Linked DNA regions of Homo sapiens: regions 1 and 2 are each linked to region 3. Evidence: chromatin loops called from intact Hi-C (ENCODE). Cell type or tissue: PC-3. All regions are shown on one strand.

What was found. Peaks named below come from ENCODE experiments on the same cell type or tissue, not always from the same donor. Only the 100,000 strongest peaks of a DNase experiment are listed, where the experiment ranks them.
Region 1: it touches region 3 in a loop (21-fold over the local background); 72 of 110 quality-filtered maps call a loop at or near these places.
Region 2: it touches region 3 in a loop (2.1-fold over the local background); 8 of 110 quality-filtered maps call a loop at or near these places.

What each region holds. Positions count from the first base shown.
Region 1 is chr3:11,235,642-11,238,141 of GRCh38, reverse strand. All of the region lies in intron 1 of HRH1 (histamine receptor H1), which reads right to left. Among named protein-coding and RNA genes, the nearest start is that of ATG7, 36 kb to the left of the region's middle. In PC-3, a CTCF peak has its summit at 1,344 (motif pointing left); a DNase peak (open chromatin) is centred at 1,341; H3K4me3 peaks cover 214 bases; H3K27ac peaks cover 1,221 bases.
Region 2 is chr3:11,288,156-11,290,655 of GRCh38, reverse strand. All of the region lies in intron 3 of ATG7 (autophagy related 7), which reads right to left. It also overlaps the pseudogene RPL13AP27. Among named protein-coding and RNA genes, the nearest start is that of ATG7, 17 kb to the right of the region's middle. RefSeq lists a silencer at 570-619 and an enhancer at 879-2,078. In PC-3, no CTCF peak of the experiment used is centred here; DNase peaks (open chromatin) are centred at 1,285 and 1,725; H3K4me3 peaks cover 1,558 bases; H3K27ac peaks cover 2,500 bases.
Region 3 is chr3:11,334,057-11,336,556 of GRCh38, reverse strand. The region is part of intron 11 of ATG7 (autophagy related 7); the gene reads right to left. Among named protein-coding and RNA genes, the nearest start is that of ATG7, 63 kb to the right of the region's middle. In PC-3, CTCF peaks have their summits at 1,156 and 1,359 (motif pointing right); a DNase peak (open chromatin) is centred at 1,386.

The sequences.
Region 1 (2,500 bases), 98 kb after region 3:
CTGGTGTGACAGGCTGGGATTTTTAAAGCTAAGTGCAGGAAAGGGAAACTGAAGGATATTATCACTAAATGGCAAAACAAACAAACAAACAAACAAACAAACAAAGGCAGCATTAAAAGCCCAGCTCAGTTATCTCTTACTTTCTGACCTCAAAAAGCAAGGGAGAGGCTGGGCGCAGTGGCTCACGCCTACAATCCCAGCACTTTGGGAGGCTGAGGTGGGCAGATCACAAGGTCAGGAGTTCGAGACCACCCTGGCCAATATGGTGAAACTCCGTCTCTACTAAAAATACAAAAAAATTAGCAGGGCGTGGTGGCGCATGCTTGTAATCCCAGCTACTCGGGAGGCTGAGGCAGGAGAATTGCTTGAACCTGGGAGGTAGAGGTTGCAGTGAGCTGAGATCACGCCACTGCACTCCAGCCTGGTTGACAGAGCAAGACTCCATCTCAAAAAAAAAAAAAAAAAAAAAAAAAAAAAGGAAAAGAAAAAGAAAAGAAATATTTTCAGGATTGCATCAGGCTGGGAGAGTTTCCATATTGCATCGTTTAATCCTCAATCGTTTAATCCTTAATCGTTTACCGTGCTGGTAACCTCACCAAAATAATTCTGCCCCCAGCCTCCCATTTTAATGATGTGGAAAGAGAGGCTTCTGGAGTTTTTAGGGCTTGGTGCCTGCACTAAGAGATCCCAGAGTGACTGAAGAGCAAGTTTCACTTAAAGGCCCAGGTGGCACCCATCTGCTAAGACCTTCCAGTGAACTTCACATACTCCCCCCACTCCATCCTCTTTTCCATTGTGAAGAGAGGGAAATAAATAAACACTTTAAATAAAGATTCCAGGGAATTGAAAACATGGACATCCGTGCTAACGTGAGAAAAGGATACAGTGAATACATCATCCTCTTTTTCACTGTGAAAAGAGGAAAATAAACAAACGCTTTAAATAAAGATTCCAAGGAATTCGAAAATATGGATATCCGTGCTAACATGAGACAAGGACACAGTGATTACACCACCACACCCAGCACACACACAAGTATCATTTCAGGATAGGATGAATAATGTGTTCATTTTGTTCCGAATCCTTGGAGATTAAACTCTGAGAAATACACTTTCAAAGACCAAAGTCATTCAGGCTGTTCTCTTCTTGAGGAAAAAAAAAGTGATTGATGATATTGAACTAAATAAAAGAGCTGGCAGGAGAAAAAGAGAGGCAGATGCGGCATTTATAAGAGAGAGCTCCCAGGTGATTACCAGTTCCTGTAACTTTTGTCTCTTTCAGTCAAGTGACCTGATGGACACCTGCCTGCAGCTGCCACCTCATCCCACACCTGGGGCTCTTTAGCACCACCTGCTGGTCAAGCCCTCTTGCTGGTTCTGGGGCCAGGGTATTTATATACAGGGGTTATTTATATATTTATATATAGAAGTTATTTATATATAGGGGCATAGATGAGTGTGACTCGATCTGGTTCCTAGTTCTATTCTGATAATCACAGATGATTCATTTATTCATTCATCTATCTATCCATTCATTCTCCCTTCCTTCCATCAAACCATCCACAAAATCTTCACTGATGAATATTCTTGCCAGGTACAGATATTATGATAGCCACCGGATGAACACAGTTCCTATTCTCATGGAGGTGCCAGCCTATACCAGTAATTCTCAACTCTGCCTGCCTGAGAGCTTTGTTTTGTTTTGTTTTGTTTTGAGACGGAGTCTCGCTCTGTCTCCCAGACTGGAGTGCAATGGCACGATCTCAGCTCACCGCAACCTCCGCCTCCTTGGTTCAAGTGATTCTCCTGCCTCAGCCTCCCAGGTTGCTGGGATTACAGGCACCTGCCACCACATCTGGCTAATTTTTACGTATTTAGTAGACAGTGTTTCACCATGTTGGCCAGGCTGGTCTCAAACGATCCACTTGCCTCAGTCTCCCAAAGTGCTGAGATTACAGGCGTGAGCCACTGTGTCAAAAGCTTTTAAAACATATTGAGATGTCTTCTTTCAGGAAGATTGAGTAGAGGTACTTTCTCTATTCTGCTTAGTACAACTAAAACTCTGGATGTTATATTTAAAGCAAACACAAGAAGACTCTGACAGGTGGAGAGGCAAAGGCAAAGCAGTGAGGAACATTGGGGCCCAATGAGCGACACAGTGATGAATTCCCTGGGCTTTTTTTTGGCCACATACATCAGAGATTTTGACCTGAAGTAGCTGGCAGCTCAGAAATGGCAATCGGCACAGGCAAAACAAAAGCCTGCTGTGTCCAGCCAAAGGACTGGGAAAGAGGCTGCCTAGCAAAGTAGAAAACTTTTAGACAACACCTGCTCTATTTCAGCCAAACACCATAGAAAAACACTGTGCCCCGCTCCTGTCCTAGCCAGATGAGGTGAAGTGGGGAGGGCAGCCAAGACTTCCACCCTTGTCAAGCTGTAATGAAGTGACTCAACTCCCCTTGCTGGGGTGGCGTCCCCGCCATTCCTAGCAGGGAGCCGGG
Region 2 (2,500 bases), 46 kb after region 3:
TGGTTCCTGGTGCCTTCAAGGTTGTGCGTCTGAAGCCTAAAATAAAGTCTGCCTACCTGGGGGTGGCTGGTTCATGAGGTTGGCTGGAAGTACCAGGCAGTGACAGCTACCTGGAGGAGAAGAGGAAGGAGAAGGCCAAGATCCACTACCAAAAGTAAAAACAGGCCATGAGGCTGCAGAAACAGGTGGAAGAGAACGTGGAGAAGAAAACTGATAAATACAGAGTTCCTCAAGACCATGGGCTCCTGGTCTGAGCCCAGTAAAGACAGCTTATTCCTCATGCTTGGCCTGGCCTGCCCCTCCTCCATCACCGCGCTGGGATGTGGGGGACCCAGGCGGCAGTCCAGGTGCTGAATGAAGGCAGCCTAGGACTTAGAAAGATGGGAAAGAGGAAAGGGCCTTAGTCACTGCCTTTCTATAAAGTTATTTGAAACAATTCTAGGAGTTGTGCAGACATAATTTGCTTATGACCTACTTGTTCATGAGAGAGTTTTTAAGAACAACTAGTTACTTCTGTTTCAATATTAGCAAAAGTGAGCTGGAACACTAATTGGAGGGGAGCCCTACCCTGTGAATCAGGCATCTATTTCCTACCCGGTCTATACTATAGACTGCAGCTACCAGGATGTGAGAAAACACATGGGGACAATATGAGTTTGCTGTTGTACAAACGTTATTTATAGAAGCATAGACTGGGAAGATGTGCGACCAAAGGGGTTCCAGGTATTGCCCTTATTCCTTCCCTGTACTTTGTAAACAGAACAAATAAACTACTTTTACAGAGAGAGAAAAAAAAGGCCCAGTGCAGTGGTCCATGCCCATAATCCTAACTCTTTGGGAGGCTGAGGCAGGAGGATCGCTTGAGCCCAGGAGTTTGAGACGAGCCTGGGCAACATGGTGAGACCCCATTTCTACAAAAAAAGTTTTAAAATTTGCCGGGCATTGCAGGGCGCATCGGTAGTCCCAACAACTCGGGAAGCTGAGGTAGGAAGATAGCTCGAGCCCACCAGGAGGTTGAGGCTGCAGTGATCCATGATTGCACAAAAGTAATTTGCATAAGAGGCACATCCTTCAAATATTTTCTGACTTATTTGGCCTTAGGGAAATTCTGAACAGAATCCAAGGGCCTATTTCATAAGAGGATATAGTTGATGTTGAGCTGCTGAAACCGTTCCATGACAGGCTGAAAACAGAAAAGTCTTAAGCAACATCAGCATGATGAGGAATCTTCTGGAAATACCTAAACAGGACAATCTATGGTAAAGGTATCACTTAGGAACATACACGTCTATGTAACATCACTACAGCGCTTAAGCTGGAAGGGAAGATTTAAGAAGTAATGGTCGGAGGGGAATTTGGGGGGAAGTGAGTCATAGACAGAGTTATTCATGTGTCACTAATCTAAATCCAAACATTACCTACTTCCTGAAAAAGTAAGGCTTGCCTGTATAACCCTGGACAGTGCAAGTGAAACTTCGGCCTCTGCTTAGCTTAGAAAGATAAAGGATTGTTTCTATCACACTTCAACATTATATTCAGACACAGTCAAGGAAAGAAATTAACATAGGCATCAATGTAAGTGTGTTTCAATTTTATTTCAAACTATTTCAGGATGTGAAACATCCTGAGTTACACAAGATGGGATTGTGTCACTGCCAATTAAACAGGAAAGGTTTTGATAGGGATTCAACACTGTAATGAGCAAGAACTCTAGTGGTGTAAGAAAGCCTGCAGTAGCCAAGAAGTTCAGTCAAGATTAAACTGAAATAGCAGCGTGTGTGGTTAACCAATACAATCCCCCGGGGCTGTGTCTACCACCCAAACTTGGTGCAAATTTCAGACTTTAATGAAAATAAAACTCAGTCACACTCAGCACAAGTAGGAGCTCAGAAAATGTCACTGAATGAGTACTTACCAAAAGTTTCTGTCCACATGGATCTAAATCTTTTGTTTTTTAAGATCAAATCCCCACAGGAAATGTGCAGTGGCGGTTGCCTCCCAAGAAAGCTGCTAGGAGGTGAGGAGAGAGGAGTGTGGGGAGACTTATTTTCACTGCATGACCTTTTTTGCCTCTTAAAGTTTGTATTATGTATATAAAACAATACAGAAATAACTAAAATAATTAAAGAAAAAAGTCCTAACCCAATGGCAAGAAGACAAAGAGAGAGATAAAAGACTAGCAGCTCAACTGCTTTGGTTCCAAGAAATCATAGCTGGGAGATCCTTGAAACAAGCACCATGTCTTACTCATCTTTCTTCAGGACTGAGCACAGTGCCTGGATCATATTAAGAGCTCAGTAAAGGTTGAAATGAAATAATAGCTCTCTTTTCGCACAAAGGGCCAATGGATGGATGCTATATAGTAAGATAAATTTCAGCAGTTTAAAAATTACTAATAGCTTGAATTGTCCAAACAGGAAATAGATCAGAGAGATAATGAGTTCTCCATTAGCAGAAGTGTTCAAGCATATATTGGATGATTATTTGCCACGTAATACTG
Region 3 (2,500 bases):
AAAATTCTTTATGAAGTTGTATTTACCATAAAGTTTTATTTACAGCTAAGAGGGAACATATTAATTTACATGAAAAACAGGAAATTCATTTGCCTTTCCTAAGCTAAATAATCTACATTTAATATCAGGCATTAAGAAGATGTGTTAAAGGCATTAGTGGACGACAGAAAACCTTTTTCAAATGGAAATGTACGGTGTGGTTCCTGAGTTTAAATGTCAGCATCGGCTGGACGTGTGACTCACGCCTGTAATCCTAGCACCTTGGGAGGCTGAGGCAGGCAGATTGCCCGAGCTCAGGAGTTCAAGACCAGCCTGGGTACACGGTGAAACCCCGTCTCTACTAAAATACAAAAAAAATAGCCATGTGTGGCGGCGTGTACCTGTAGTCCCAGCTACTCAGGAGGCTGAGGCAGAAGAATTGCTTTTGAACCCAGGATTGCAGTAAGCTGAGATCCTGCCACTGCACTCCAGTCTGGGCAACAGAGCGAGACTGTCTCAAAAAAAAAAAAAAAAAAAAAAATGACCGGGCACAGTGGCTCATGCCTGTAGTCCCAGCACTTTGGGAGGCCGAGGCGGGTGGATCTGTAATCCCTGCACTTTGGGAGGCCGAGGCGGGTGGATCATGAGATTAGGGGTTCGAGACCAGCCTGGCCAACACAGTGAAACCCCGACTCTACTAAAGATACAAAAACTTAGCAAGGCGTGGTGGCACGCGACTGTAATCCCAGCCACTCGGGAGGCTGAGTCTGGAGAATCGCTTGAACCCAGGAGGCGGAGGTTGCAGTGAGCCGAGATCGTGCCATTGCACTCGAGCCTCAAGCGACAGGGCAAGACTCTGTCTCAAAAAAAGCAAAAAAAATGTCAGCATCATCAAGCATGAGCCTTATCATAGAGAGTAGGATGTAAGAATAACTCAGTGACTTTGTCATAAAAGTGGAAAGAAAACTGCCTCTCTGCAGAGTGGTTGGCAGAATTAAGTGATTACCCCATGGAAGGTGCCTGGCAGCTTGTCAGACACACAGACCAGACCCACATTACTTTTTAGCTAACTCTCACCTCATTCCCTAAGACCACGCTTGTCCAACCCATGGCCCAGGACAGCTTTGAGTGTGGCCCAACACAAATTCATAAACTTTCTTAAAACATTGAGTTTTTTTGCATTTGTTTTTTAGCTCATCAGCTATCATTAGTGTTAGTGTATTTTATGTGTGGTCCAAGACAATTCTTCTTCCAGTGTGGCCCAAGGAAGCCAAAAGATTGGACACCCCTGCGACTATCTTTAAGTGTGGTTTAATAAAACAAAGGTATAGCATGTAAGTTAACATTACACAGGAGCTATTTTAGAATTTGCCAGGAGAGGGTGCTACATCCAATGCAAATATCTAAAAACAGCAGAAAGGCAAAGGCTCTAAACTGAAAAGCAGCATCGTCCTTTGATCAAGCAGAAGTACTCTGTCAATCTTTCAGCGAATTGTGTAAAGACATCTGTGTTAGAGCATAGAATCGCTGAAAAAATGTCATGTGGGCCAATCCTGAATCCTTCTGACTGTAGCACTCTAGAAAAGATATCTCAGAAGAGATTTTTTTTTTTTTTTTTTTTTTTGAGACAGAGTCTTGCTCTGTCACCCAGGCTGGAGTGCAGCAGTGCAGTCGGCTCACTACACCTCCACCTCCCAGGTTCAAGCGATTCTTCTGCCTCAGCCTCCTGAGAGCTGGGATTACAGACGCCCGCCACCACACGTAGCTCATTTTTGTATTTTTAGTAGAGACGGGGTTTCGCCATATCGGCCAGGCCAATCTCGAACTCCTGACCTCAGGTGATCCACCCGCCTCGGCCTCCCAAAGTGCTGGGATTACAGGCATAACCCACGGCGCCTGGCCTTGGAAGAGATTTTGACACCACCTCCCCCATCACACACACACACATTTTAAGGCATATCTATGGCATAAGGAAAGAAATGTGCCTTGGAACCATGAGGATGATATAAGGAACAAGCTAAATAATATATATGAGGCCAGGCTCAGTGACTCATGCCTGTAATCCCAGCACTTTGGGAGGCCAAGGTGGGTGGATCACTTGAGGTCAGGAGTTCAAGACTGGCCTGACCAACATGGTGAAACCTGTCTCTACTAAAAATACAAATATTAGCTGGGCATGGTGGCGGGCTCCTGTAATCCCAGCTTCTTGGGAGGCCGAGGAGGGAGAATCACTTGAACCTGGGAGGCGGAGGTTGCAGTGAGTCGAGATCATGCCACTGCACTCCAGCCTGGGTGACAAAGCTAGACTCTGCCTCAATAATAATAATAATAAATGTTGTGAAAGTGCTCTGAAAAGCATATAAATCACATAGAGATGAGGAATTATTCTGGCAAGAAGTATAAAAGTGCTGGGCTTTATGTGAGCTAGGAAATTTACATAACATTTATTAAGCACCTATGATGTGCCAGACATCGTGCTCTGACTTTGACATAGGACATGGATTCCGGGTAAGAAATATTC